Regions from separate parts of the Mus musculus genome. Here region 2 is linked to region 1. A link is a loop called in an ENCODE intact Hi-C map of the cell type or tissue named here. Cell type or tissue: heart. All regions are shown on one strand. Links, peaks and the distances in the headings refer to the core of each region. The heading gives the core; the rest is flanking DNA. Region 1 holds the start of Gm42344 (a long non-coding RNA gene). Region 2 overlaps Vps13d (vacuolar protein sorting 13D).

Region 1 (15,757 bases), core at 3,130-11,129:
TTATGTTCACACATACACCACACACATACACATATACCACACATATACACACACCCTTACACACACACCACACAACACCTTTATACATACCACACATACACACAAAACACACAGCACACATAGTTACACACACACACACACACACACACACACTTACTTTCTCAGTCTGACTTCATTCACGAATCTGCATCTCTTCAGTTGTACCGTTTTCTTGCAAATGACCTAACTTCATACTTCATAATGACTTAAAAAGCTGCCATGTATTTAGCCTTCATTTTATCAGTTCCCCTGTTGGTAGGTTGGTTCTGGAAAGTAGCCATTCAAATCCAAACAAGTCCTGTTATATAGCACAGGTTGGCTTCAGAGTCATGATCCTCCTGTCTCGCCCTCCTGAGATGATATGTGTGCACTACCAGGCCTGGCAGGAAATTAATTTTAATGATACATTTAATAAAACACACACAAAATAGGACTGTGTAATGTGACATCAATGTACAGAATGTCAATGGGCTTATTTATATTCTCATTTTGTACCAAATTTTCAAAGGTTGTCACAACCAGGCACATCCAATGCTCTTGAGAACTGGTAGCAGGCCACATTGAACACAGTGTCACTTACTCTAAACTTTTTCCCCTTTGGGGTTGTGTGTGTGTGGACAGTTGTTGGCACAGAGACTCATGTAGCCCAGTCTGACCTTAAACACATTCTGTAGCCTAGGCTGACTATTCTCCTGCCCCAGCTTCCTGCACGCCAGGATTACAGGTTCATACCACCTCTCCTAGCCTCTTGAAGCCATTTTGTTTGTTTGTTTGTTTGTTCATTTTGAGACAAGGTAGCCCAGGCTGGCATTGAACTCCAATTTTTCTGTCTCAGCCCCCTGAGTGTTAAGAGTATGGGTATAAGATACCACGTTTGGTTGTTCAAAATGTTTTTCAGGCATCTGCATTCAGGACATTGAGGGAATGACTTGGGGACCCTAGCCCTGGAACCTGCCTCAGGAGTCTCCCTTATTCTTGGTGGCCAGTTCTTCTTCACCTTTTCTTGCTTGGTGAAGAGAAGCCAACTGTGGTCCAAGACTGTGGTCCTGTGTGACTTCTCCATATAGACATTATGCTATAACGATCCAGGATACATGCTGTGTTCTCAGGGTTGGAAATAGTCTCAAAGAGCAAGACAACTTTGCCAGGGCAGGACAGAGATGAAGCAGCCAAGGCAGAAGTGAGACGAGATGCTTTTAAAGCTGCCAGGATCCCTGACCTTTGTCCTGGAGACCATGGAGATTCATACCATTGTACAGCCTTGGCCCTGGGGAAGCTTCTTAATGGGCCAAGGACAGGCTGTTATGAGATATTCAATCTCAGGCTGGGAAAATGACAGATCTCAGCTCTGGAGAGTACAGAAGTTAATCATTGGGTAAAGAATCACAGAGACAGAGGACAAGCTCATGAGGAGGAGGAGGGTGAGAGGACCATAGATTCCACACTGCTAAAAAGCACTAGCATCAGAAGAGAAGAGGCAGGAATGGCTCATGGGCATCTCTTCTCATCCCACTGCTGCCAACCAAGTCCACCAGCAGTGATCTGTATTCTCAAAGTTTGAGTCATAAAATGAGCAGCCTTTCATGAATCCATTGAAACTCCCTTCTCACCTCCAAGAAAGCTACATTTGAGAGCATTTTTTTAGTGCTTCTTGGGTCTGTGAGAGATAAACCTTTGTGGGTCAGAAGCAGGCTCTATGTTGTTTGGGCTCCAAGAGCTTGGCTTTGTTTGCTAAACACTGGCAAGATTAGGCAACTCTGCAAACAAAACCAAGGTCCGGGCCAGCTGCCCAGGGTAGTTACAGTCCTGGGCACAGAGGCAGAAGAAGTGCACGTGGACGCACACACACATACGCATGGAGATCAGATAGGCAAGAAAAGTTGGTTGGGCACCTTGGTGGTCACCTTTGCCTGGCTGTTCAGATCATTAATCATTAATAGGTACAAACTTTAGCCAATTTATTTCAGAAGGTAACATTCATTCTGGCTGTAAATGCTGAGGTTGTAGGAGAAAGAGAGCATCCAATTTGATCAGTTCTTAGCAGCTCATATTTTGAACCTAACTAATCCAGCAATCACATCAATAGAGCTCACACAAATGAGGATACAACTCATTTGTATCCTTGTGGCTATTGGTATTTTGAAATCAGCTTTTAAAAGATATTTTAAATGTTATGCATATGGCTACTTTTCCCGCATGTATGTATGTATGTATGTATGTATGTATGTATGTATGTATGTATGTATGTATGTATATAACTGTTTGTGTACAGTTTCCACAGACTCCAGAAGAGGGTGAGAGTTCAGACAGTTGTGAGCTACCATCTGAGTGCTGAAAATCAAACTTGAGTCTTCTGGAAGAGCAGCCAGTGCTCTTAACCACTGAGTCACCTCAGTTTTATAAATTTTATAAAAATTCTAAAAACACCAACAAACTGAAAACAGTGATTCGTTCTTTACATACTACCTTCAAGAGTGGTTAATTGCATCCTAAGACAAAGTGATTGGTAGACTTAGCCCTAACTCACAGCTTGCCACTTTAGCTTGGCAAATGGTCTAATTTGAGGGTTAAATTCCCTTTGGATCTTCCCAGTGGAAAACTTCCTAAACATCTCTCTCTAGAAGATGAAGTGATGTTGAGAAAGAGAACGGGAAGTTGGCTACATTGAGATCTTTTGTTGCACACTATCTCTTGCCTTCTGTGTTTGCTTTTGTTTATCATTTTGCATCATCAATTTCCTGCCTCCCACTCCTGTATCTACTTGTCAAGTTTCCCTCCCTGGCCTTTTGTGTATTTTTCCAGACACATGCACATGTATACATATACACATTTATAAGTATATGTGTTTCAGCAAATACATGCATATCTCTATATTCTTTGTCCTTTTTATCTTTATGATAAACATTTAGTTTTTTCCCTTGCATTTTCATTAATAATGTCTTAGAAATCATTCTATATCAACACAAAAATCACATTCTATTTTTCTTGGATCATATAGGATTTCCATTGCATATGTAGTGTTTACCAGTGTCCTACTGATGGCCACTCAGATTTTTTTCCAGTCTTCTTGTTATTGCAAACAAAGCTGCAGTGACTCACCTTGCTCGGGCCTGATTTTGCAACATGCTCAGAGTCATAAAAGAGGAATTGCTCTATCTCTACACATTGGCAGTTTCATAAATGCTTCTAATTACTTTCCATAGAGATTAAAGTTTTATATGGCTGCCAGAAATGAAGGGCAGTGTGCTTCCTCACACCTTTATCATGGTTATATAATAATCTTTTTTTTTCTTTGCCAATTGGAGAGAAATGAGAATGTAAGTGACGTTTACTATGGCTGTAATGTGGGCTTTTTTCCCCCAAGTGTTCATGTGCTGGAGCCGTTACCTTCAAAGTGATGGTGATAAGAGGTGGGACATGTAAGAAGCAAGACCTAGTGACAGGTCCTTAGGTTGAGGTATGCCCCAGGAGGGATTAACATAGTTCTAGTTGCCATCACTGACTTAGGTATTGTAAGTGGAAGTTGTAGTTGTGGCCAGGTGTGGTAATACAAAACTACAATTCTAGCACTAGGAGAGCTGAGGCAGGAGGATCACAGATTTGAAGGCAGACTGGGTGTTCCATGCTGTTTGATGGGGACACGTGAACAAATGTCTGTTTTCCCCAGATAGAGTACACAAGAGCAGACCAAAAAAACAATTCCACCCCAGTCTAGCTTAGTGCAGTAGTGAGTTTACTGGGATGATTTACAGGCATACGTATGAGGGTCACTTACAGAAGCATGGATGACTGAAAAGCAGCTGCATCACCAAAAAGCCCATCCCAGAATGAATGACAACTCTTATTGGCTGCATTAAGACTGGAAAACTAGAGGATAGCTCACCCAAATGAAGAGTCTCTTCTCCAGAGCAATTGTTACTATTTATATACCCTTGCGTAGAAGAGGGGAGGGGGCTTGTCATACTTATAATTTCAGGATCTTCCTAGGACTTGTGAGTTATATTTACTTCCTAAACCTTAATAAGCCTCCTAACCAAAAGAGAATGTTTCCATTAGGTGGAAATAGCTACACAACATTTCACCTATTCCTCTGACTCTCATAATCTTTATACTCCTTTCATAATGCTTCTTGAGCCTCACAGAGGGGAATTAGGGATGTTTGATTCTTTCCTTCCTTCAGTTGCTAAGCCATGGGCCACTACACTACAGCAGTAGTCACCCAGTTTCTTGACCAGGGCAGTTTGAATGAGAAATGTCTCGGGTAGGCTCATGTACATGAACAATTGGTCACAGTTGGTAAAGTAATGGAACCTTGAGGTGGTAGAGCCCCAAGTACCCAGATTTGGTCAGTTTTTCTATAATAATGATAGCCCTTGGGGCTGGTACATAGCTCAGGTCTAGGTGTCTTCTTCAGTGACATGCTGCGTTAGGTTTTGAAGCAAGGTCTTTTGCCAAACTTGGAGCTTGATGGTTTGTCTATACTGGCTAACCAGCAAGCCCAGCCCCAGAGGACCTCGTGCCTCTACTTGACCAGCACTAAAATTGCAAATTCTCTGCCATGTTCAGCTGTTTGATAGACAGAGTGTGAGGATCAGAGCCCAGCTCTTCATTTTTGTGATGGACATTTAAATAGCCGAGCCAGACCCTCGGGTCTGTCTGGGTGAATTTTAAGAATGCTTACTTTATCCCTGATTTTTAGCAGTTTTCTATACTGGCCTAGGTGTGGTATTCTGGCAATTATCCTAGCTGGGATGTACTGAGCTCTTGAGTCTGTGGGTTGATATCTTTCATCCATTTGAGGAAATGGCCTTTATCACTTCCAGTGTTTTCTTTAACCCATTTCCTATCCTCTGTAACTTCAAATAAAGCATCTCCAGAGACAGCAAGATGACTCTCACGTAGAGGCACTTACCACCAAGCCTAGTGACCTGCATAGTAAGAGCTGAAATTCAATCCCACAAATTGTCCTCTGACCTCCACACATGTGTGGTATAGCCATGAAATTTTGGAAAGTAGAAAAAAATGTTTTTATTTAACAACATTTATTTCCTATTTTGTGGTATTTTAAAAATGTTATTGCTTATTTCATTACTGTTGTTTTTCTGACAGGGTAGCCTTGAACTCACAGAGATCTGCCTGTCTCTAGCTCCCCAAGTGCTGGGATATGTGTCAGCACATTTGAGTATTGTTATGATTACGATTATTTTATTTATTTACAATCCAGCCAGTTGCCCTCCTGGTCTCCTCCCTCACAGTTCCCCATCCCATTCCTTCTCTCCTCTGTCTCTGAGAGGATGCTCCGCCACACCCAGGTCTCCCCCCTCCCTGGGGCCTCAAGTCTCTCGAGGATTAGATGCATCTTCTTCCATTGAATAGAATACTTTTGTTCATTCTTTGACTATCTATCTATCTATCTATCTATCTATCTATCTATCTATCTATCTATCTATCTATCTATCTATCTATCTATCTAACATGTCTCCATTGCCCCTTCATGTCCTCTGGTTTCCTTTGTTAATAACCTACTACCTCCAGTTGGCGCTGTTGGTTAGAATGTCACCTGATTGTACTGACTTGATCTTGTGACAGAAACCACAGCTACATGTTCATGAGAGCCATGCCCATGTCCTGAAGACTGCCTTCCACAACACTCCTCCTCACCCTCCAGTTCTGACACTCTTTCAGCCCCTCTTCCAGAATAGTAGTGCCTGAGCTTTGGGTAGGAATTAGTACAGATGACATCTTTAGGTCTGACTACTCAACAGATAAATATTCTCAGCACAGTTGTGAATCTCTGCATTAACTGCTAACTGCAACAGAGAGGAGCTTTCCTGGCCAAAGTTGAAGGCAGTACTAATCTCTGAATGTGAGCATAACTGTTTCGTAGGTGGTTTAACAACATGTCCAAAACAACAACAACAACAACAACAACAACAACAGCAACAACAACAACACAGCAGTAGAGGGTTTCTCCCAGAGCTGGTGACCTCCTAGGCCATTGGCTTTTGACCAGGTTAATGGTATGAGACATGAATTTCTTCCTGTGGAATAGGCCTCAGATGAATCTAAAAGCCCATAACCTTGATGCCATTACTATAGCCCTGGGCACATCTATCCTGGCAGGTCAGTCTAGCAGCCTCACTAGCTAGCCAGCAGGAAGAAACTTTTTTTAAATTAATTTATTTACATCAAACATTGTACCTCCTCCTGATCCTCCCTCACAGAGACCCTCCCCACATGATGACTGTGGTACCTGTTCCCTAACAGGGTTCCCGTGTCTGGCCTCAGTGAGAGACGATGCGCCTACCCTGGCAGGGAGAAACTTTTAAAGTCAATTCCAGTTTGATTTCCCTATGACCTGCAAAGTATGTGGTGTCTTCAGCAATAGGGTTTTTTGCTGTCTAACTGTGGAGGACAACCAGGAGCTCTGACAACAGCTTCTGTTATGAGTGTTTCTCGGTCTCCTTGACCAATGACTCCTAAAGGGATATCCCACACCTAGTACTGATATTTTCATTTAAGAACTTATGTCTTCTTTGGGAATCATTGTTCCTCTATGTAGGAACTTTATGTTGCACCTCCAACTACTTTTAAATTATATTTTTAATTAGTTTACAAAGTATGGATTCCTATAGAGGGTTTTCATATATTTTTACTTTTGATTAACCTACCCTCACCTTCTTCTCCCCCATACACCCCTTGTCCCTGGTTAAACCATTAACTCTCAGTATTCCACCCTTCACCCCATAGCCCTGCCATCTTCATATTATATGTGTTCTATTATTCCCTTTTCCCTTAAGTCCTCTTTCCCTCTCAAGAGTCCTTTTTTGCTTCCTGGGCTTAGAGCTACTCCACATTTACACACAAATCTCAAATTTTGAACTAGGATCTACATCTGAGTGGGAATCTGTGACATTTGTCTTTCTGGACCCGGGGTGCCTCACCTTTGATCTGTTTTCCAAAGATTTCATTTTTCCTCATAGATAAATAAAAGCCCATTGTGTTTATTTTGGTTTCCCACTCATTGGCTCATGGATATCTACGTTGATTCCATTCCCTAGCTATTGCAAGCAGAGCGGTAATGAGCCTGATGAGTAAGTTTCTCCCTCGGAAGACTGGAGCGTTTGGGATACATGCCCAGGAGTATCACGCCTGGGTCATATGGAAGTTCTATTTTTAGCTTTTTGAGACACATCCAGATTGGTTTCCATAGTGGTTGCCCCAGCATTTGTTGTTATTTGTTTTCTTGATGATAGGCGTTCTGACTGGGGTGAGATGGAATCTCAGTGTGGTTTCAGTTTGATTTCTCTGATGGCCAACGATGTTGAACACTTTTAAAAATGATTTTTAACCAGCTATATTTTTGGTGTTGTTCAACTCCATGGCCCATTTTTATCATTTTGCTTTGCTTTGTTTTCTTGCTGTTTATTTTCTTACATTCTTGGTATGACTTAGAGACTGATGCTTGGCCAGATTTGTAGTCGGCAAGTATTTTCTCCCATTCTATAGGGTGCTTCTTCATTTGACTGACAACTCTTTTTGTATGTATGCTTAGGACTCATCTGATTTTCTTCACTTTTACACAGATCAGGGACCAAACCTAGGGAGTTGTGCCACTCACAATAGGCTGGTTCTTCTGATATCAATTAATGTAATTAAGACAACCCCCCCCACCACAGAATACTCACAGGCCAACCTGTTCTAGACAGTCCTATACTGAGACTCTCCTTAGGTAATTCTAGGTTGTATCCAGTTGAAAATGAGAACTATCCATCTTGACAAGCAAATGCTCTCACCTCTCCCAGTGCCCTCTGACCTTCTGTCACTGTCTCCCATTGGTGGAGGTTAACAGGAAGTCAGGGTCAGGTGCCCAACTGATACAAGGTGTGGAAGCCAGTCACATTTATCACATGAGACAGATCATGGAGATCAGCTAGGCCCATGGATAGAGCAGGTTTGCTCAGAAGGCAAATGGACCACGTCCCAAACCTCCTTGTCCCCCACCACAGACCATTCTCCATGGAGCAGCCTGAGGATACCATGTGCTTTCAATGGGAAGGCAGGACAAAGCAGAGCCACAAGGTGGCCAGAACCTGGACTTATGCCACTCTAACTAGAGGAAGGCTGCCAGCTAAGCAGGAGAAGAGAAGTTGCAAACCACATTTATGTTGCAAACCACATTTATGTTGGATTTACTACATATGTAGGTTTTTACATAGCAACCCGACTCTGCATACCCACAGAACAGGGCAGCACGGTTTCTTCTCTACAGCATTGTTGGGAGACTTAAATCAGGTAGAACTTGCTTCAAACGATGCTTTCAAGCATCACGAATTCCCAAGCAATGGCAGCAATTATTATTATTGCTTAGTATGTGAAAGGAATTCAAAATCATAACATCTTTTCTTTTCTTTTCATGTGTATGTGTGGCTTGCATGCACAGGTGTACACGTGTGGGTGTACATGGTGTGTGTGTGTGGAGGTGCATGTGTGTGCACCCACATGGAGAGGTTTAAGGTTAACATTGGGAATCTCCCTAGATTGCTTTAGGAGAACAGACAAACTGTGAGGAATATATACAGAAGGTCAGCGTCCCCACCTCCAGCCCCATCCCAGAGGCTTCTGACAGTGTGGTCTCTAGGGGTGGAGCTTATGCCAGACTTCCCACAAGAATTCACAGTGTGGCATTCGGACCCCAAGAAGGCCTTTAGGGACACTGCATCCAGGCCAGCACCTGAGTCTATCCTGTAAGACAGAATAGAGGTAATCCTGCTTTCAATAGGCTCAGCCTCTTCTGCTTTTGTGTACTGGCTTTTCTGGTTATCCCGGGGACAGGACTCAGGTCAGAGAGAGGCTTCTCGAGAATGTGGAGAGGAGAGGTAGGCCCAGCCTCTCCAGTACAGTAGTGAACCCAGCCTTCCCAGTGCCACTACAAAATCACCAGGTATGTGCCTGAGCCCAGTGGCCACTGCCCACCCCTGGGTGGCTCCCTACCCACAAGGCCATGGCTTCTCCATCAGCTATCAGAAGGAGCAGGAGGTGCTTTGAGATTCAGAAGAGGTAATCAGACGGCCTGTATTGCCAGTGTGGCTATCAAGTAGCAGCAGATACCTAGCCATAAGCCTATGACCAGGCCAGGGCAGGGTGTTCCCTGCTTTGAAGGATTGTCCCCCAAGCCCCACCCCCATGCAGAACAGACCATTCTCAACTTTGCAGTGTTGCAACCAGATGCAAGCTGCTGGCCTGGCTGGCCCAGTGGAATGTACTGCTGGCTCTCTCTCTCTCTCTCTCTCTCTCTCTCTCTCTCTCTCTCTCTCTCTCTCTCTCTCTCTCTCAGGGAGTCTGGATCCTGCCCCTTGGGGAGAGGCTGAGCTCACCAGCTTTCTCCATTCCTCTTCTTGATTGGCACTTTAATGAGGGCAGAAGGGGCTGACCCCCTGCCAAGGGGCCAGTTCATGCCCCGTTTATCTCACAGCCCGAGTCAGACTAAAACAACACTGCAGGCCTAGCCGCCAGGAGCCTGGGGGCCTGCCGCCCCCACCCTGGGTGATGGATTGAGTGACCACAGTGAGCTGGCAGCTGAAGTGTGTGGTGGCCGCACCTTCCTGTCAGTGTGCAACAAAGGAGCCTGGCCCCACCGGCTGGCTGGCCAAACCGCTCTCCTCCTTGGGGCAGCTCCAGGGGCTTGGCCTTCCTCCCTGCTTCCTGAATACCAGTGCCAAACTTCTAGAGACAGGTCTAGGGACTAGCCTGATATACTCTGGAACCATTCTGGGGTCCTGGGGGGGCAATGCCTGGAATGAGGCCTTCTGAGGTTTCAAGCCTGGCTGACCAGAAAGTACATTTTTTTGGGTTCCAAGTGTCAGGGTCCAAGATGGACTTTTCTCAGCGGATTCCCCATCTCATGCACATCTGACCAGCTCTGAGCCCACTCATGGGGGAGTCCAGCCAGGCCATCTGTTTGCTGTGCAGCTGTGAGTGAATTTATCAACCTTGCTGAACCTTTGAGTCTTTTTCCCTAAAAGGCTTATATTTGTCTCCCTCATTGGGTTTTTATGAGAATGAAGATTAGGCAAAGCCAGCACTTCTATAAGCCAGGTCTCAGGGGCTCAGTTTACCTGATTGTTAAGAACTACCTCTCAAGTATACACACACACACACACACACACACACACACACACACACACACACACACACACACACACACAAAGTGCTATGGCACAAATGTGGAGCTCAGAGAACAACTTACAGAGGTCACTTCTCTCTATCTACAACATGGGTTCCAGGGGATCAAACTTGGGTCGTCAGGGTTGGCAGTAGACACTGTCACTTCCTGAGCCATCTTGCTGGCTCCTTTGATTGACTTTCTGAGGAGGTACCAGGGACAAACCCAACATCTCAATCAGGAGTTGTCTCACTCTCTCCACCGGCATTCTATCCTATGGCTTCCGGATGAAGCTCACTTTATACATTAGCCTCAAGGCTAATTTAATTTACCCAGTGTAGTGCAGAGTAGAGACAACAATTCTAACAAGACGTGGCTCTGAAGACCACAAAGCTATTCCCAAGACCCTGGGTAACAGACTGGAATTTCCCACTGGGAAAAAGTGGACAACCCCAGAGGCCCCCACAGTCAAGGAGCTGGAGCAAGGTTTGTGACATTCTTCTGGGCCACCTGGGTGAGTCAAGATGCCAGCCTTTCTCATGGCTCTGCTGATGGCATCAAGTGAACTTGAACTCTAAGCTATTCCCCAGACCCCACAGAAAGCAGGAGCCACAGAGGGAAACACCCCACCCCACCCTGCCTTCAGCAAAGGGGCATTGCCGTTGTAAATCCTCTGCCTCAAGGCTCCCTGGGGCTTTGCACCAAGAATAGACAGTCTCAAAAGTCCCAGCTGTTTGGTTCCTTGGAACTTCATCTATAAACCCAGGCCTCCCTGGAGAGGGGAGGGAACCATTCTCCACTTGGAGGAGATATCACCTCTCTGTGAACTCCCAAAGGGCAGGAGGCCAAGTCCCAGCCAAGGTCAGAGGAAGTGACACGACCATAATAGGACTTCATGTGGACCTTCTGGTTCTTCTTGCAGGCCCTCCAAATCAGGGCTCTGTCCTTCAGCAATAATACCCTCCACACTGGACAAAAGGTGACATTCTTGAACAAGGCAAGGTAGATGGGGCCTTGGAAGGTGGGTTGAACCTCAAACTCTTAGCCAACAGACATAAATAGACTTTGGACCTTTAGTTAGGCCCATGAGGCCGAGTGCCCAGGCTCAAGTCTGTGGAGCGGCCTTAAAACTTTCCCAGAGTCGTTTCTTCCTGTCTGTCAGCCCCAACTCAGCCTCCAGCACCCTTTTGCAGTGGTATCGTCAGTAAAGCTTTCCCTCACTGATCCTGCTCTCAGAGGGACCCCTCACCCCACTAGACAGAATAAACTATGTTCTATTCTGGGTCAGGCTCTGCTGAACTCCACAAGCCAGTCCAAAAAGATGCCACATGTTAATGTCAGGCTGTAATAAGCCAGGCAGGCAGAGCTGTCTCTGCTTGCCTGGGGTCCAAACAGTCAGCCAGGCATGTATCTGACGCTTGCTATTGCTATGTCCTTACAGAATGTCACCCCTGCTGTATGAACACACTCCACCAGCCTGTGTCCAGGGACTGGTATGTTTTATTCACCACTATAGCCCCCAAACCTAATAGACTTTTGTTGGATATTTGATCAATGGATAGATGTGTGCACCTCTGTGTGTGTGTTTGTGTATGTGTGTGTGTGTGTGTGTGTGTGTGTGTGTGTGTGTGTGTGTGTGTGAGAGAGAGAGACAATGAGAGAGAGAGAGAGAGAGAGAGAGAGAGAGAGAGAGAGAGAGAGAGAGAGAGAGAGAGAGATTAACTAAACATACTCGGGCAACTCTGGGGGTAGGTGGGGAACAGACATCAAAGGATATGCGTTCCAAAGTTGTATACAAATGCTACAGAACAAGATACAAGAGAATAATGGCAACAATGTATAAAGACCTATGTGGAAGAGGAGGCTGGAAAGATTGTAAGGAGGGAGAGGGGATGAATGACAAAGGACTGACATAGATTGTGGCAGCAAGTGCACAGCCTACATCCATTCAAACCAAACATGGCACTAGCACAGAAAGGGAGAAGGGGACAGGAGCTCCCATGAACCAAGAAGTTATCTCCAACTGACAACTGCTCACTAAGGAAAAAAGTTTTCTCACTGGGTACACAAACCACACTTATGGTAGCCCTACAGCCAGCAATAGACAACCAACAAAAAACAAAGTCAGTGATTTTTTTTTGTCACTTGTTTTGTTTTGTTTTGTTTTGTTTTGTTTTGTTTTGTTTTGTTTTGTTTTGTTTTGTTTTGTTGAGACAGGGTTTCTCTGTGTAGACCTGACTGTGCTGAAACTTGCTCTGTAGACTATGCCTGCCTAAGAACTCATAGATCTGCCTGACTTTGCCTAGAGATTGCTAGGATTAGAATTAAGGGCATGTGCCATCACCCTGGCTGAGCCTTTTTTTGTTGTTTTTTTTCTTATTGTTCCTTTGCTTGTATAGTACCATTTTCAATTTTGTGTATCTCTAGGTGTGTGTTTCTTGTGTGTTTTTATCTTTGTTTAATTTTTTTGTTTTCTTTTTTAAAAAAAAGAGAGAGAGAGAGGCATGGAGTCGGGTAGATCAGGAGGAACAGTATGTGGGAGCAGTTGAGGGAGGGGAACCTGTGATCAAAATATGTTCTGTTGAAAAAATTTCTCTGTGTGTGTGTATGTATGTGTGTGTGTGTGTGTGTGTGTGTGTTTGTGAGTTTGTGTGTGTCCAGTATGGTATTACTATATTGCTAGTTGCATATAAAACAAAACACATCATGGTAGACTGAGCATGTGACTTCATTTGTAGATCACTTGCCTTGCAAGAGGACCTAAGTTTAAGCCTTAGGACCTATGTAAAAAAGTCAGGCAAGGGGGTGCACACTTATAATCCCAGCACTGAGAAGTCTTGGGGCTCACTAGCCAGCCAGTCAAGTTGAATTGGTGGGCTCCAGGTCAATGAGAGATTTTATTCCAAAGGCAGTGGACAGTATCCCTGAGGATGACACCAGAGGTGTCTCTGGCCTCCGTGCACACACACACACACACACACACACACACACACACACACACACACACACACACACACACGTGCATGTACACACGCACACACATGTACATATTAAAAAAATGAATAAGAAAAAGATTTATAGGGCCAGTGACATGGCTCAGCACTTGCCACACATGCCTGATGTCCTGAGTTCAATCCCCAGAACTCACACAAAAGTGGAAGGAGAGAACTGATTCCTGAAAATTGTCCTCTGACCTCCACATGCACACTCCTGTGATACACCACACACAGCAGCAGCAGAATAATAATAATTATAATGATAATAATAAACTGAAAAGTATAAGAAGAGGATTGTGGCCATGTTCAGATTTCTGTGCTTTGGGTTGTGAGGGTCACATGCAGCTATGAAAATGGTATTAGCTCTGAGGATTGATGGGTGTCTGATATTTGCTTTCATTTTCTCCTTCTTGTCACATCATCTTTTTAATAATACTGAGCAAATATTTTAAACAATGAACCCATGGATGGATCATCGACTCTGGGAAGCCCCTGGCCCAGAAATTGTTGGAAACACAGGAAGCAGAAAGGTCACGATCTATAGGGGGAATCCCACTGTTTGATGATGGATCTGGCTTCAGAGAACACATCCCTCCTTGCTGACCACATGACCTAGGTTTTTTTTTTTTAATCTCTGTATGTGCACACATCTATGTGCTCGTGTGTGTGTGTGTGTGTGTGTGTGTGTGTAGGTCAGAGGATAAGCTCAGGTGTTGGTTCTTGGCTTTTCCACCTTGTTTGAAACAGGTATCATCTCCAGTTTCTTTTCTGGTGTGTGTGCCAGGCAAGTTGGCTCCCGAGTTTCCAAAGGTCTCCTGTTACTGCCTCATCTCACCGGATGAGCTCTGAGATTGTGGATCCAGTGGCTGCATGCAGCTTTGGGGTGGGTTCTGGGGATTTGACCGTAGGTCCTTCTGTTTGCTCAGGACCTGCTTTACCCACTGGTCTGTCTCAGCCTAGAAGGCCCTTTTTTTAAAAAAAAAAAGAAATAATAATAATTTTCCAAAAGATCACACAAGTTCAATGTAAGACTATCCTTCCCTGCCTCCCTCCCTCCTGACCTCCGCCTCTCTCTCCCTCCTTTCTTTCACCAGTCATCTGAACAGAGAACTTTCTGAATGGGCCAGGAGGATGCTCTTGGATGCTATGAGAGGTTTGTTGTTGTTCTCAAGAGAGGGTTTCAAGTATCTGATGATGACCTTGAACTTCTGATCTTTCTGCCTCCACTTCCCGAGTGCTGGGGGGTGACAGGCAAGCACCGCGCGTCCATGCTGGGGATGGAACCCAAGGCTTCAGGCATGTTACCAATTGAGCTATATGCTTGGCCTTCAACACTCATTTTTAATTTTTATTTTTAGTCTTTTTTTCTTGGATATTTTCTTTACTTACATTCCAATTGTTTTCACCTTTCCAGGTCTCCCATTCGGAAACCTCCTATCCCATACCTCCTTCCCCTGCCTACCCACTCCCATCTTCCCACCCTGGCATCCCCCTACACTGGGGCCACTCATGTCCAACAAGGATATCTTCTGCCATATATGCAGCAGGAGCCATGGGTCCCTCCATGTGTACTCTTTGGTTGGTGGTCCAGTCCCTAAAAGCTCTAAGGGATCTGTCTAGTTGACACTTACTCTCCTGTGGGGCTGCACACCCCTTCAGCTCCTTCAGTCCCTTCTCTAACTCCACCATCAGGGACCCCACACTTAGTCAAATGGTTGGCTTCGAGCATCCGCCTCTGTATTTGTCAGGTTCTGACAGAGCCTCTCAGGAGACAGCCATATCAGGCTCCTGTCAGCAAGCACTTCCTGGCATCCACAATAGCATTCAGGTTTGGTGACCGTATATGGGATGGATCCCCAGGTGGGGCAGTCTCTGGATGGCCTTTCCTTCAGTCTCTGCTCCACACTTTGTCTCCATATTTCCTCCTATGAGTATTTTGTTCCCCCTTCTAAGAAGCACTGAAGCATCCACACTTTGGTTTTCACACATGCTCCACTATGTTCATAGCAGCCATATTTATAATAGCCAGAACCTGGAAAGAACCCAGATGTTCCTCAACAGAGGAATGGATACAGAAAATGTGGCACATTCACATAATGGAATACTACTCAGCTATTAAAAACAAAAACTTCATGAAATTCACAGGCAAATGGATGGAACTTGAAAATATCATCATGAGTGAGGTAGCTCAGTCACAAAAGAACACACATGGTATACACTCACTGATAAGTGGATATTAGCCCAAAAGTTCGGAATACCCAAGATTCAATTCGCAGACCACATGAAGCCCAAGAAGAAGGAAGACCAAAGTATGGATGTTTCAGTGCTTCAACACTCATCTTTTTGTTTGTTTGTTTGTTTGTTTGTTTTGTTTTGTTTTTGGTTTTTTCGAGATAAGGTTTCTCTGTGTAGCCCTGGCTGTCCTGGAACTCACTTGTAGACCAGGCAGATTCCCTCCCAACAGGTCTTGTCGCAGGCTTACAGAATTCTGACCCCCAAGAAGCAGAGAGATAAGAAGGCTAGTTTGTGCTGCCCTGATCGACTCAGGAACACAACT
Region 2 (15,757 bases), core at 4,922-12,921, 61 kb before region 1:
TCTAAATAACATTCCTGTGAGTTCTCTAAGAGGTTAGTCCTGGGTCATTGGCACTTTAAAACAGTTGTTTTGGTAGATCCTTCCTGAGAAGGTTAATTATATATTTGATACCCTTCTCTTTTTATGCCTGAATGATGGGGATAAGTACCCTGTGGTTTATTAACTGTCATGCTAAACCTTTTCAAATTGTCTGGTGACAAAACAGAGTTTATATCCTTTTTATCCAGCTTTGATAGATGAGACAGCTTCTCTGGGTAAAGTAAACCAGAGTAAATAAAATCCTCTGATTTATGGGGGATGATGGGTTTGCACTCAAAATCATGGGTGTTCATCTTTTTGCCCACTTCCTTCTCTTCATTTGATCAATGGGGCTGTGCACCTGATGGGCACTCAGTAATTGTTAAGTGAAAGAAGGTGTAACTTTAGGGAGGTTCATCTCACCTTTTCTTTTCTCCACATTGAGCCCCATGCTCAGTGCATGCCAGGCAAACATCCTACCAAGCTGCACCTTTACCCAGTTCTCTAGAGACTTTGATACGAAACCCTAGACTGATAAATCTGGCATCTCCTGCCTTGAAATACACTGATTACCAGCACAAAGGCTGTGTTCTGAACATCAAAGGATCCCAATTCTCGCCTCCTCTATCCATTTTTTAACTTAATGTTAAAAAAAATTGTATGTGCTTATGTGTATGTATTTTAGTATATGTTTGTATGTACATGTGTGTGCCTGTGTATGCACACAGAGGATAGAGGAAGAGGTGCCCTACTCTATCAGTCTCTACCTTATTTTCTTGAAACAGGGTCCTTCATTAAGCGTAGAGATAGACTGGTGACCAGCAAGCCCCAGCAACCCTGCTCCCTCTGGCTAAAGTATGCCAGAGAGATAATATCCTCTGATTTGTGGGAGAGGATGAATCTTCACTTGAAATCATGGGTTCACGTCTACTGTTAATCTTTTAACCACTGCTACACCACTGGGTTGCCGGGCACCTGTACAGCAGTGACCGACTTTTTCCATGGGTGGTGGGGATTTGAACTCGGGTTCCTGTGCTTGCTTGGCAAGTGTTTTAATCTGTCAAGCCATCTCTCTAACCTCCACACCTTTAACATTTAAAAAGGTTTCAGGGGTGCAGATAAGGTAGCTCTTACATGGAATACTTCAGCCTAGACCTAGTTACGATTTTTGGATTTCCCAACCTCAGGACTATTTACCTATGAGATTTTCTGAGGGAGGAGATGTAAGTTTAGATGTGAAATTCACCCAGGTTCATACTGGGATTCATACACACCTCACACACAGTCTGGCGCACCAGCATCTGATTTGCAATCCTCCACATGGGGCAGGGCATGGAATTTTCCACTGTGGTGCTGTGTCAGTACCCAAAAAGATTCAGATGTTAGAATATCTTGCATGTAAAGGTTTTTTTGGATTTGGGTTGTTCAGCCTAAATTGTACAACAGATGTGTAATGCTTTGAGAGGGTTCTTCTAGTGCCTCTTGTTTCCCTGTGTCTGCTACCCAGGGTTTTAAGAGACAGGCTGCTGGGGCAGATAGTATGTAACTCAGAAGTTAACCTTTCTGTGTAATCACAATTTACTTACTCTTAGCTAAGACCAAGGGAAGGTATTTATTTAATAGCAAAAATGTTGAAGCTTTAAAACTCCTCTTTGTGTTTTATTTTGTTCTAGTTTGCAGGGACACTATCAGATGGCCTGGGGAAGACGATGGACAATCGGCACCAGTCAGAGCGAGAGTACATCAGATACCATGCTGCCACCAGTGGAGAGCACCTTGTGGCTGGCATTCATGGATTGGCTCATGGTAAGGCACTTGCAATTAGGTTAAGGAAGAATGCCCCTCTTGCCATGGCCTCTCATAAGTACCTTTATATACACATCTCAGTGCAAGGGGTAGGAGGGGGATGAAAGCTGCCAGCAGCAGATACTGGTGAGGTGTCTTGGTGAGTCTGATAGCCTTTCTTTTCACTCCTTCCCTGAAGTCCTTGTCCCTTTTCGGGATGCTGAGCGCACTGCACTTCCTTCCAGTTCTCTAGCTTCCATGGCTAAGGGCATCAGATACAATCCATCAATCTCCTCTTAGAATCTGGACCTGTTGCTTTAAAACTATCTTTAGAGGGCTCAGAAAATGGCCAAGTTGGTAAAGCACTGGCAAGGCAAGCACAAGGCCCGAGTTTAATCCCAGCACCACATCAAAAGCCAGATGTGGATCCCTGGGGCTTGCCATTCAGACAGCCAAGTGAAAGACACTCTAACAGCAGCAGCAGCAACAACAACAACAAGAGGTAGATGACTCCTGAAGAATGACATCAGAGGTTGACCTCAGATGTCTGCATGTGTTGACCCATGCACATGACTGCCTGATGCTTGCCACTTGTTCCTTCCAAAGAAACTGAGATATAAAAGTGGCTCCTGGCATATGGTTGTGGTGTTTCTGCGTCTATAAGATAGATGCAGAATTACAAAACATGTAATTGCAAAGAAGGAAGTGGCAGGCAGACATGTGTTTTCTCTGAGTTTGTTTCAACTGTCACCCATTTCCTATTACTGTGGTTTTCTTAGCAAATTCTAAATGTGGCATCGAAAGCCTTTGGAAATACAGGCCCAGTCAATTTTTCTACCAGTGTCCCCCAGCCACACAGAAGGAAGTGCTGCCCCCATTCCTGACCTAGGTACTTCCGCTCATACTTCTGCAAGCACCTGTGGCACTGGTCATATGGCCAGTGATGTGTGACTCACTGTCAAATGGCCTGAGTGTCAGAAAAGCAGAGGGGCCATCTAGAGCCCACTGGCCCATAGTATATTCAGTGATGGCTAGCAGCTTTGACCAGACCCTAGGAATCATTGATACGATGACAGTCCCCTAGTCTATCAGTCACAACTGTCTATATTTGGAAGAAGGGAGGTCACTGTTTTATAATGATGTATGACTAGTTCTAAGCTTAGGGTACAGTGTTTACAGTGGAAGGCTTTTCTGAGCCCTATCAGTTGTAAAGTGGATGACCAAGTATCAGGCAGGGTGTAAAACTGGGCTAAATTAATCTGTTTATAAAATTTTAAAGTAAAGATTTGGAATAATCCTTCTGGAGTAAAGATTAAATTGTCTTTATTAGCTGTAATGTAATACAGTAGCAAGTAGAGCACAGTTTTAATTAATGTGAAGATTTTTGCTGTGTCTAATTGCTATCCTCTCTTCAGAGAGAGGTGGCTGGCCTCACTTTTTGGATGAACACAGCTATGTACTAAGAAGCTGGGTGATTGTTCACAGTTGCCAAATCACCTCCAATCAAAGATTGTCCTTATGCTATCCACAACCCCTCCAGGAGCCACTTAGGCCAATCTGAGCCCAGAACCAGTACCCGCCTCATCCAAGAGGGCACTGAGCTCTGGGCAGTGTGAAAGGAGAGTCTCCTTTAGGAGGAAAAGAATCACATTATAATAAGACCAGAGTCTATCTAGTCTCCTTAATTTGGAACTGGAGTCCTGGAGAAGATCAGATGGCTCAGTGAACAAACATGGTTGCTGCTAAGCTTGACAAACTGCATTCAATAGCCAGGACCCACATAATGGAAGGGAAGAACTGACTCCTATAAATTGTCTCCTGACTTTCTCATGTGGACTTTGGCTTGTAAGTGTGCTTGTGTGAGCAGGTGTCAGTGTGAGTACGTGTGTGTGTGTGTGTGTGTGTGTGTGTGTGCGCGCGTATGCATGCTCACATACTCATAAAATAAATGAATAAAAAACTGGAGTCCTATTTGATCTGTTGAAGACCACCTCCTAAGTCCTAGTTGTTTAGCCGGAATTCTGTTCTGAGTTAGGATAGGAATGTTGCCTCACTGGAGCAAAAAGATCCTGAATCTGAAAGAAACTCTATGAATTTCAGGGACACTCTCACCCAACCAGTTTCCTTTCCTAATTTGTCTCACTAGAGCTGAAGAGTGCAGAGAGCTTCCTCACACCCCAACTGTCAGAGGGTAAACATCCTGTGAGTGTCCCTGGCCCGAGTCCTAGAAATGGTCACTGTACTGGGCCTGCCTCTTCCCTGCAATGCTTGTGACCTCACTAGCCTTTGCCAACTTGTGGACACTTCTGGGCCTACTTCAACCATTGCTGTCAGCTTTTAAAATAAATGCTTGAATGCCTTTTCAATTAGATTGGTCTTTTAAGCTTGATACAACCCCAAGGGTCTTGGGTGGTGTTAGCAGCTATTTGGGGTGCCTTAATGAATTCTTCATTGTTTACCCTAATGGTTTCAGCAAAGCATGCAGTATTACACAAACCATGTCAAACATGTGGTGGTTCTCAACTTTACATTTCAGAGGCACTTAAACCTTTCCCAAGGACCCTGTTTCCTAGTCTCCTGTTGCTTTATCCCCTTCTCTGCATCCTCTCTTTATTGCCTGTATGCTGCTTAAGACTTGGAATAGAATAAAAAAAAAAAAGGACCACCATTAGCTTCTCACCTTTGCTTTCATTAAAAACATTGACTAATGAACTGATGACTTTTCTGTAATTTTTTTTTTCAGTTTGAGGCAGGGTCTCACTTATTCCAGGCTGTCTTTGAATTTATGTAGCTGAATTCAAGATGGCCTTGAATTTCTGGTTTCTGTTCTCCACCTCCCTAGTACTAGGATTACAAGTGTATGCTACTGTTTCTGGTTTTATGTAGCAATGGGGACTGAACCAGGGCTTTGTGCACTAGGCAGGCCCTCTACCTACGACACTCTTAATATAGCCCAGGGGTTTTGTTTTGGTTTTGATTTTCTTTTTTTAAAATTATCCTAGACATGTGTTCCTTCTAACTCACAGACTATTACAGTGTCCTCTGATTCTGGACTTTCTAGACAAGTCCCTTGGGTCTCTTGACTTGTGGCCTGTTTAGAGATCAACAAACTGCCTTTATCATTCCAGATGCAGAAACTAGAAATTTGGTTTGAGATACTGTTGGCTTTGACCTTGGCCAGGTGACAGTGACCTTGTTTGGTTTTGTTTCTTTGTTTTTCTCACTAGGTATCATTGGTGGATTGACCAGTGTTATAACATCAACAGTGGAAGGTGTAAAAACAGAAGGAGGAGTCAGTGGATTCATATCTGGCCTTGGCAAGGGACTCGTTGGCACTGTGACCAAGCCAGTGGCAGGTGCCCTGGATTTTGCATCAGAAACAGCTCAGGCAGTGAGAGACACAGCCACACTCAGTGGTCCCAGGTCAGTGTCATGGTGAGAGTTGATCTCTACTTTTGAGCTCAGGTCTGAGGATTCTGTAGTCCACATAGATGTGTTTGGTAATAGTCTGTATGACTTAGTTATGTTGTTTAACTTAAACATGTAGCAGAAATATCTTGACTTGTGCAATAAAAATATATAAAAAGGAGGCACACCGTGGCATGAAGAAGGGATAGTATATGCTTGTAATTCCAGCACTGGGGAAATACAGGTAGAAGAACCAAGAGCTTAAGGTTCAGTTTAAGTTCAAGGCTATCCTGGGCTACATGAATCCTGTTCTCACTCCACCCACCTACACAAAAAGTGGCACAGGTTTTTCTTTAAGTCGATAAGATACTATGTTGAAAATTGATAAGAAAATGCAATGTCTGGTTCTTTCATCAAAGAGATCAGTATTACCATTGTATCATTATAAGTTCCCCGAGCTAATTGTACCCCTTAGGCCATCAGCCTACTGAAGGCTGGTTGGTGGTCTTTGCTCCTAGACCCCGTGTAATTCTAGTATATGAAGTTGCAGTTAACCACATGGGTTGTTCCTTCTTAGGTTTCCCTCTAGTCAAAAATGCCAGCCAGTCCTCCAGCCTTTGGAAAAGGAGCCAACCCCACTTCCACAAGGAAGCTGGTCATTCTGCTATGAGATATTGACTTGTCTTGATACCAACTAGAACTAAAAATTGGAGATGGCCTATGTCCACAGAACCCAGCCACTTTAGCTTAGGTGTTTGTTTAATGGTCTGCTTTAGCTTCCTGTCTCCAAAGAGACAGGAGGGTTGCTGTTCCTAGAGGGGCTCCACTAAGCCCAAGGAAGTTCACTGCAGCCTACATAGTTGATGATCCCCAGATAAAGCATTGTACCTGTTTAGAAGCTGGTTGGCTATGCCTATACCTGTTGCTTCTTCAGTAAGATTCAAAGACATGTCAACCCCAATTAAAATGAGTGCCATTGTCTGCCATCGGGGAACTTCATCAGTGACGTGTTGCTGCAGTGGAAGTGCTTGTGATTATAGACCAGGTGCCAAAATGTCTTCCGTCTGGAAATAGCTGCTTGGGGTGTGTGGGGCAGTGGTGGTGGTAAGGTGGAGGCTGCACACAAGTTAAGCTACATTCTATTCTCAGATATAAAGCTAAAACAACCCTGATGTCTATTTTGAGGTATGTGTGGAGCAGTGAAGATGGTCAGGCAGTAGAGAAACCTCCAAAGTATTTCCAGCTAGTTCTTTATTTCTGCTCAAAGCTCAAGAGGTCTCTTCCAGCATGCAGTGTAAATACAACTGAAGAACCCAAACATTCTCAAAGAATTATTCTTTGTTAAAACACCAAAACATCAAGGGATTAGTATGTTTGCTCAAAAGGAAATTTTTTGTAAGGTTCTAGAAAAGTGGCTCAGTGTGTACGCCATGCAGTGCTCTTGCAGAGAACCTGATTTCAGTTCCCAGCACCCATGTAGTATGGCTTACACCCACCTTCACTCCAGTTAACGTGTGCCCTTACCTCCATAAGGACTCACACTCACACATGCACAGACACCTTCTCCCCACATAGACACATGTTTAAACATTGAATCTTTAAAAGATGATTTCTGTGCTACAAAGAGGTTAATGATATTGACTGAAGAGAAATGTTTTGACCTTTGCACAGTGTTGGTTTGCAAGCCTGCAGGATGTTTTCAGTTCTTTCGAGGAGCACAAAAGTACAAGTAAGGATTGAACAGGCAAAGGGAAGAATTGCTGAAAGGGAACCTGGCAGAACAGACCAAGTAGAATAAGCTTCTCACAGCGTTCCAAGCACTGTCTAGAGGCTTCCACCTGGCCAGTCTCACACATCTTTAAGCTTTACTTACAGACTGTTCAGAAAGCCTTGTGGTTGGTCCAAGGCCACACAGCTGGTTAGAGATAGTAAAGCCAGACTCAGGCAGCTTACAGCATGACCCCAGCACAGCCCCTGCTTGACAATCTCTCTGCTTAGAAACAAGCCACAGAACTAAGTGAAGGGCCCATGGGCATGGGCCATTCAGAGGGGGAGTTATCCGCTTGAATCTGTCCTCGCAGCTTTTTCAGGGCCAGTGACTATGAACGTCACAGCAGCTGTGCCCACAGGCCAGTAGATCAATCTTGGTACCCTCTACTGTATTGAAAAGGTGGAACGGGGTCTTCCAAAGGGCAAACAGTAGCCTTTCACCTGGCTCCCTCTGCATATTTTTCTAGGCCCAGGTTATTAATAAGAAGCCATGTGTTGCAGAGAGCAGAACACTTGACCCAGAAAACAGCAGGGCAGAGTCCCAAACCCTGCTCACTTATTAAACCTGACTCGTTGGTTTGATCTCTAGCCTGTCCACACCTCAGCATTTCCCATCTATAAATAAGAGATTAGATATACCTGTCTATTAAATCGTCTACCTCCCAAGGGTTTGAAGCCCAACCAGGGTTATTTTAATATAGAAGCATGAAGAACTACAGAAAGGCTAGCAATATTATCTTCAGGTCATGGTCAGAGCTCCCTGCAGGTGGAGAAATGTGTCCTTGTCTCTGGACTTTGCTCTGATAACACTAAGGTCTCTCCACAACATCCTGACACTACCCAAGGGATAAATCACCCCGGCTTCTTGGAAGTGAGGTAGAACCATCTCCAGCCATCCCCGTTGATTGAACAGAATCCAGGGGTGTTACTCAGGGTTTTCCCCACTGTTTAGACAACAGGGACTAACAAATGATTTGAAGGGATTAAAAGTGAGATTCTGACCGAAGACTGACCTGAGCCCAGGGAGCTCGCCAGGAATAGAACCCAAGAGTCCAAGAGTTCTGCCTCTGAGTCTGTACTTGGAAGAGATTCTCTGCTTCCTTTGCCATATTTCATCCTGTTGAAGGCTTAGATCTCAGCCATCTATGTTTTAAATGACCCAACTTTTGAGCAGATGATAGTGAAGTAAGTCATAAAACTGTGAAAGAGTATTCCTTCCAGTAATCCATCTGCATAGTAGCTTTACAGGAAACACTGGCTCCTTCTCATGTTTATTTGAGCATGGCTTTATTTATAGGGAACCCCCCTCTTTATGTCCTTTCAGATTAAAATACTTCTAAGTTCCTCTTGTTGGGCATTCCAAAAAGACAGCCACCTAACTTTCTTCCAGTGTTCCCATGCAGCCTAACAGTCCTTAGGAAGGGCCAGTAAGGGAGGGGGAAGAAGAAGGCCAAGGCCAGCAGTGCCTCTGGCCCATGCATCCATTGCAGACCAGTATCCCCCGCTGCATTTGTTAACTCTACAAGTATGTGTGGTTTGGAACTGAAACAGGAAGCTTTTTCCAAGGCAGTGTTCTGCTGGCTCAGGGTGCGTCTTCTAGTCTACGTGGAGTGGGCCACATTTGTCTGTTCTCAAGTAAAGTATAAAAATGGCACAGATGCTTGCAGTGCCATTGATGCCATATGAGTGCTCCTGGCACACTCTGAGCAGACCAGGCCAAGCAGGGCAGCCGGCCATGTGCATGCCTGGTTCTCTGCCTGAATGCAGTGGTACTGACAGGGATGTCCAGAAAGAGACTAGTTTTCAAGTAAAGGTGGAACTGCCTGCTTAGGCCCACACTTCTCTCTGTGTTGTGGGCTCTTGGCAATACAGCATGCTGGGAAAGTAGCAGACAGAGATTTATGAAGCCAGGCCCAGAGGTTTCCTTCAAAATATTTCTTCACCTTTTCAGTCAAGACCCCAAAAGGCAAGAGAAATGGGAGTTGGCAGAACTTGAAATATTTAAACCCATTTAGCAAAGGCCAGGAGTGCTGGGCTTATCTGGTTATTTAAGTTAGATAAGTAGGAAGGGGAGTTTGAAGGATGATGATAGATCAGTATTTAAGAATATAGCCATCAGGACTGATGCTCAGGAATCCCAGGACCCTGTACCAAGCCCAGGCATAGATTGCAGTTGCTAGGAAGCTTTTGAATAATAAGCCTGGGCTGATTTCACAGAGGATTTATGTGGGGCATCTTTGGCTTTTTCAGTAAAAACATTCCCAAGACACCACCTAAAGTTTATTAATGACACTTTTAATGGCCTGTTGGTGAGAAACCAAATGGCTTTTCCTAAGTTAGAACCCTCTCTGGTACAAAGTTTGCACCTTCCTTTGAACTGCTTCCAGTACTTCTCTGGCTGTGGTGCTCCTGCTTTGAGTACCTCTGCCTTGGACTTGGTGTCACATTGTGACATTGAGCAGGCTTTTGGGACTTCCCAGAGAAGGAAGCTTAACAGGTGTTCATCAGTGTTCTCAGTCTCCCCAGCAGTGCCCCACTGAAATGGAGAAGCAGAGTCCTTGTTTGAACAGGTCCAGCATTCCTCTGGAAGTTCCTGCTTGATCTATCCATTGCAAATGAATTTTATGGGTTTTTTCCATGTTTGTTCTAAGGAAATGTTTTCATTTGCTACCCAGGAAAAGTAACACTCTGAAGATGCACTGGGTTATTCAGCCTGCAGCCCCTGTCTGTCATTTGTTTAAGTTCAACCATGGACCTTACAGATGAGTGCTATGAGCTGGGAGCAGGGATGCGGATGTGGATATTGACAGGGTGAAAGCTGGAGCTCTCTGTGTTTGACTGTGAGGCTCTCTGCCCAGTCCTAGATGGTTGTGTAGGTCAGCCTGGTACCCTTCTGCTGGGGCACGGCATGATTACAGCATTCCTGGGACCCCGTTTCTGTGAAAGCCAGAACATCATTACCATGTTCTAACAAAAGGAGGGGACTGTCTGGCCTCTCCTCTGCTGTCCATGGGGCATAGTGGACATCATGGTCTCCACATCGTCTATCTTCTGCTCTTGGCTACAAAGTGAGAGCCATAGCTCCTCCGTTCCTCATGGTGTGGGCATATTCTCATTCCTCAGTCTTCCCATGCTTCCACAGAAGCTATGCTGGAAGCTATGCTGCGTTAATGACAGTGGCTGCCTCACTCCGGTCTGAACTCAGGCTAAGGGAATTACAGAAGATATTTTTAAGAAACATCTTAACAGGCCTTCATGCCTTATAAGTTAAAATTCTCTCGCAGGAACACAAGTAGAGAAGTCTTATTTTCTGAGACAGACTTCTTCCCTCTTGCTGAACTCTAAATCCTCCACTCCCCTTCACTCAAAAGGCCCCAGACAATGCCGTCCTCATTATAGCATGACTTATGGAAAGCTCAGCGCTACTGCTGCGAGAGAAAGGCAAGGTGTGTGTTCATGCTCACATGTATTTAAGAAAAGCCTTCCATTTCTGAAATCCCATGACTCATTTTTATGCAAGATTATCTGTTAAGAGGAAAAAAAAACCACTTTTTTGGTCATGGTACATTATAATCCTTTCTAGAAAGGAGAGCGTCTCATTTTTGCCATTTTTGGCATGCCAGGATGACTGACTTCATGGAAAAAGCTTGATCCTGCTCCCAAAGTGAAAACCGACTGAACTTAGGGAAGAGAGCAGGCTCAGTGTCTGAACCAACATGTCCTACACAGATGGCTGTCAGGGTTGAGCTTTCTGCCATCAGAGAACCAATGATCTGGCCATTGTTGGTCCTTCTTGCCTGTGTTCAGTGAGTTCACAGGACTCAAATTCAAGGTCTTCAGTCTAAACTTGCAGTAAAGCAATGCTCATAATTATCCCAGAGAGAGGTCTGTATTTTATGCAGAGCTGTTTACTGCCTGTGGGAGTCCACTGTGAAGGCCTCAGAGGCATAGAACAATGCATGCACATTGACTCCTAACTGCAGTAGCATCTTTGCCTGGGATGAGGCTGGGATCTTCCTTGAAGAGAGGCTCCAGGTGGAACTGGAAGCCCCTCTCCCAAAGAGCTTCAGATGGGAAGAATTCTGAACTGCACACAATTAATCCTCTGCTGCAGAGCAGTAGTTAGTGGAAGATTGGTGGAAGATTTGGTAGGGCGAAGGTTTGTAAGCTTGCCAGTAGCTTTGGGCACCTACCTCCCCATTTCAGAACACCGTTCAAAGACAGAAAGAATCCTGTGAAATTGCTTACTAATTTGGCTTACGAGAGAAGAATAAAATCAGATCAGATCCACGTTTTCAGTGGCAGTAAGCTCTGGGTGAAACTGTCTGGCCATAAAGTACTTATATAATCAAGTCAGTGGACAGTGTCACCAATCAGTATCCTGAGTGGATTAAATACGGAGTGTAAAGCGCTTTCCTTAGTGCAGGTTTGAGCAGGTATGGGGACTTTTGGAGCAGGGGCCCCTGAGGAACCCCAGCTCCATAACAACCGTATTCTTACATTCATGTACTTATGTATGAACAATAGTTCCACAACAGTTCTATACCAGTAATCTCTAATGAGTGTACAATGGCAGTTTCCAGAACCCCCAACAGAGTGCATGTAGGAGCAGATGGAATACAGCTGTTTCGAAGACTCATAAGAGATTTGCAAATATGTAAAACAGTCCCCTTCCCTCACCTTAAGTAACTGTGCAAGCACGTTACCGGTGGCAGGTACACTTGTGCCTGGTTAATTTTCAACAAGCTGTTCTGTTGTAAAATGTAGTGATGATCTTCTTTTTGCTGATAAACAGCACATATCGGTGATGTCGGATTAATCTTGAAGAGGTGAGGGCGGCAACAGTATCTCGATGCTCCACGTTGGACTTTGGCCAACCATTGTCAGCCCTCTTCCTGGCTTGCTCCAGGATTTTACTAGATTTCACAAAGTAATGATTGGAAGGATTTTATCACATACCAGAAAGACCTCTTACAATAATTTACTTCATGTAGTCCTTTACCTTAACCTGCCCAACCCAGTAAACTGTAATTTTGGCAGCATAAGTGCTGAGCAGAAAGCCTAGGTCCACCCTGTTGGAAGGATGCTGGTCTGGGTTAGCACAACCCCGACTGTCCTCAGGTGGAGGGGAACTGTGTCTTGGTTTCAGAGTTTACTTGCCCACTCTGTAGCTGTCTACACTAGCAAAGCTGGTAGAGCAGGGCCAGCCCACAGCATTTGGAGAAGCCCTTTGAACTCCTGAAGGAAAGCTGTTTTTATGAGGCTGTTGCTCTCTGTTCACACTGGAGTCGGCTCCTGGTACACTTTCCCCAAACAGACTTCAAACATCGAGAATGGCAGGGGCGACCCAGGTCATATCATAAAATCCCAGCAACCACAGAAAACTTCAAAGAGGCAGAACAGAGCTCCACCTCTCCTCTTGAAGAGCCTGGGTCCTGGGGATCCTGGCTAGAATCCAGTCAGCCTTGCTGAGTAAGGAAGAATGGCCAGGGCAGGGCTCATAGGTTCCCCAGATTTCACCAGTTGACCCCAGAGGCACAATTGGGGTGGGAAGAGCTGACACCTGTTCCCCTCCTACTGTGAAACTAACCCAACTGTTGCATATGCTTTGCTATCCGTTAGAGCAGGGTTTTCCACCTGGTTTGTCAGGGTTCACATATCAGATACTTACATTATAGTTCACAAAAGTAGCAAAATTGCTGCTATGAAGTAGCAATGAAATAACTGTATGGTTGGAGATCATCACAACATGAAGAACTGTATAAAGGGTCGCAGCATTAGAAAGGTTGAGAAAGGGTCTTCGAGGGAAGATGTGGAATCTAAGATCATCGTTTTGAGTCTGTTTGAACTGCTGGGGATCCCATTAATTCAGGTTCACCCATTCTTGACTTCTGATTTTTCAGATACAGTTGCTTAGTAATACTGTAAATTGACAATAGACATTGATTATTGAACTCTTTTGTTTGCATGTATTCAGTAGCATTAAATGAGGATATCTGAATAATTGGGGTAAAACTATTCTGAAGAGTTTTCCAGTTGAGCATCAACCATCATCAAACCATTTAGTTTGTGTAGTAATGATATCTATCTATCCATCCATCTATCTTATATGTATGGATGTTTTGTTTATATGTATGTATATATACCACAAGAATGCCTGCTGCTCTGCCCACAGATGACAGAAAAGGGCATTGGATCCCCTGGAACTAGAATTACAGACAGTTGTGCAGTGCCATGTGGGTGCAGGGAATCAAACCTGATTCTTCTGGAAGGATAGCTGATGCTCTTAACTACTGAGCCATCTCCAATCACCCTGTTAATGCCCTTAATCTCTCTTTCGTGCTCTGGTAGTGCTAGTAATTTGACGGCTTTAAAAGGGTAAAACTACAGCCAGCGGCAGTTATAGGTGCTGTGTGTCCATATCCATTCCCCACCATTTATTTCCAGATTTATTGCAGCACTTTCAAAACAAATAGTTTAATCACTGTTTTTAAAGCTAATAAATGATTCTTTGGTGTTTCAGTTATTTGTATCATGTTTACTCAGTCAGCATTATCTGCTTTGCAATTGTTAAGAACAATATTTAAATCCTATGATTTTGGCCTGCACTGTTTTCTTACTTTTTTTTTTAAAGAAAAAAAGCTTTTTCTTTAAAATATTTTTTTTAGATTTATTTATATTATGTATATGTACTCTATCTACATGTAAACCTGTGTGCCAGAAGAGGGCATCAAATCCCATTATAGATGCTTGTGAGCCACCATGTGGTTGCTGGGAATTGAACTCAGAACCTTTAGAAGGGCATCCAGTACTCTTAACCACTGAGCCATCTCACAACCCTTAAAATAAATCTCAATTTAAGGAGATAACGTCTCTTTGGGGTGAGAGGGTATTGAGGCACAGTCTTGCTCATTCTAGATTGGCCTCATATTCACTTCTGATCAGAGATTAGCCTGGAACTCCTGGTTCCTCTGCCTGTGTTTCCCAAATATTGGGATTACAAACAGTGCTACCACCAACTTCAACATTTTAACTTTCTTTTTTAAGCCAAAAGACTTTCTAGCGTCTCAGTAGCTAACCCTACAGTTTTCTGCCCCTCTTTCCCTGTTCCTGGTTGTTGAAGATCAAGGGGCTGCCTCCCTGTTGTGGGAGCTCTCTCTCTGGAGAGATGTAAACAAATGTGTACTCCTGCCCCCCTCTTTCTAAGGCGCAAACAATAAACCACAGTATGAGTCCACTGAAGTCCAGCTTGGGACATTAGGACATTTAATGGGCTTACAAAGTATGGGTGGCAAGTCATTTACCAGACTATCCACACCATCAAAAAGACTCACTGAAGGACTGATGATGCTATTCCCATAGCTGCACAGGTTGAGTGCCCTCTTCTGTTACCCTTCCAGACTCTCTGTGTTTTAGTACCTCCAAGACTCTGAGGCTTCGTGCTGTTGGAGCAGAAGTATATACAGTTAGCTGGGAGGCAGAAAAGGGTATGACTGAGAGGAGAGGAGAGGAGAGGAGAGGAGAGGAGAGGGGAGGGGAGGGGAGGGGAGGGGAGGGGAGGGGAGGGGAGGGGGGAGGGGAGGGGAGGGGAGGGGAGGGGAGAGGAGAGGAGAGGAGAGGAGAGGAGAGGAGAGGAGAGGAGAGGAGAGGAGAGGAGAGGAGAGGAGAGGAGAGGAGAGGAGAGGAGAGGAGAGGAGAGGAGAGGAGAGGAGAGGAGAGGAGAGGAGAGGAGAGGAGAGGAGAGGAGAGGAGAGGGAGAGAAGAGGGAGAGGAGAGGAGAGGAACCACCTCAGACCCTTCGCACATGATTCCGATGAGGGAGTATCCACACTCAGCAGTCCTGGTCCTGAAGGTCTCTTGGAAGCAGTCACAGTAAAGATGGAGGATGCTATTTCAGCATTTTAATGATGTCTTTAATTTGGAGACATCTGTCTCTGTGGTTCTAAAATGAATGAATGAATGAATGAATGAATGAATGTATGAATGAAGCAAACCGCTAGTTTCTCACCCCATCAGACGTTCTATTGAGATACACATGTGCCTCTCATTTTCAGTATAATTCTTTCATCCTGTTCTGATAAATTAATATTCAATTTTTACATAATAACTGTGTAAATGGTGTTTCTGTGAAGCCATAGTTTTTGTTTGTTTGCTTTTTTTTTTTTAAGTTATTTAGTGTGTTGTGGTCCCCAGTTCTCTCCCCCACTGCCCTGAATCTGTGACTGCCTTTAGTAATATTGTTTGCTTAGTTTTCTATCTGCATCTACTGAATGCTTGTTGTATTTTTTGGGTGTTTGTTTGTTTGTTTGTTTGTTTGTTTGTTTGTTTGTTTGTTTTTCGAGACAGGGTTTCTCTGTATAGCTCTGGCTGTCCTGGAACTCACTTTGTAGACCAGGCTGGCCTCGAACTCAGAAATCCACCTGCCTCTGCCTCCTGAGTGCTGAGATTAAAGGCATGCGCCACCACGCCCTCCTTGTTTTATATTTTAATTCCCATTTGTGCATTGCTAATTTACCCACAATCACTTCTCTGTGCATTCGAAAACAACATAGATGGTTATCAATTTCATTCATTCTCATGGAGATTTCTCCTAGACCTAGCACCTAATCCACCTTATGGACTAGTCCTAGCTATAGGCTTGTCTTCCACATGGACTGGCCATTCTCTGCACCATCCCTCAGGACTCCTGTCTTAGCCCTGCTCTGAGCTTTTCTTTCTGTTTGCATTTGTTTCTGTCTTGTTTTTTTCTGAATAGACAGTCCTTGGGTGTTGGTGA

Evidence for each region. Peaks named below come from ENCODE experiments on the same cell type or tissue, not always from the same donor. Only the 100,000 strongest peaks of a DNase experiment are listed, where the experiment ranks them.
Region 2: it touches region 1 in a loop (1.8-fold over the local background); 3 of 42 quality-filtered maps call a loop at or near these places.

Annotation. Positions count from the first base shown.
Region 1 is chr4:144,943,460-144,959,216 of GRCm38, reverse strand. Gm42344 (a long non-coding RNA gene) reads left to right here and starts at 2,398. Exons shown (of 3, transcript XR_881562.2): 1 at 2,398-11,697; 2 at 14,295-14,353. It also overlaps a transcript of Vps13d not described here. In heart, for the core only: CTCF peaks have their summits at 8,112, 9,647 and 10,906; DNase peaks (open chromatin) are centred at 7,196, 9,206, 9,586 and 11,016; H3K27ac peaks cover 2,428 bases.
Region 2 is chr4:145,006,204-145,021,960 of GRCm38, reverse strand. It overlaps Vps13d (vacuolar protein sorting 13D), which reads left to right. Exons shown (of 70, transcript NM_001276465.1): 66 at 1,692-1,824; 67 at 5,031-5,226. Among named protein-coding and RNA genes, the nearest start is that of Gm36317, 51 kb to the right of the region's middle. In heart, for the core only: no CTCF peak of the experiment used is centred there; a DNase peak (open chromatin) is centred at 8,540.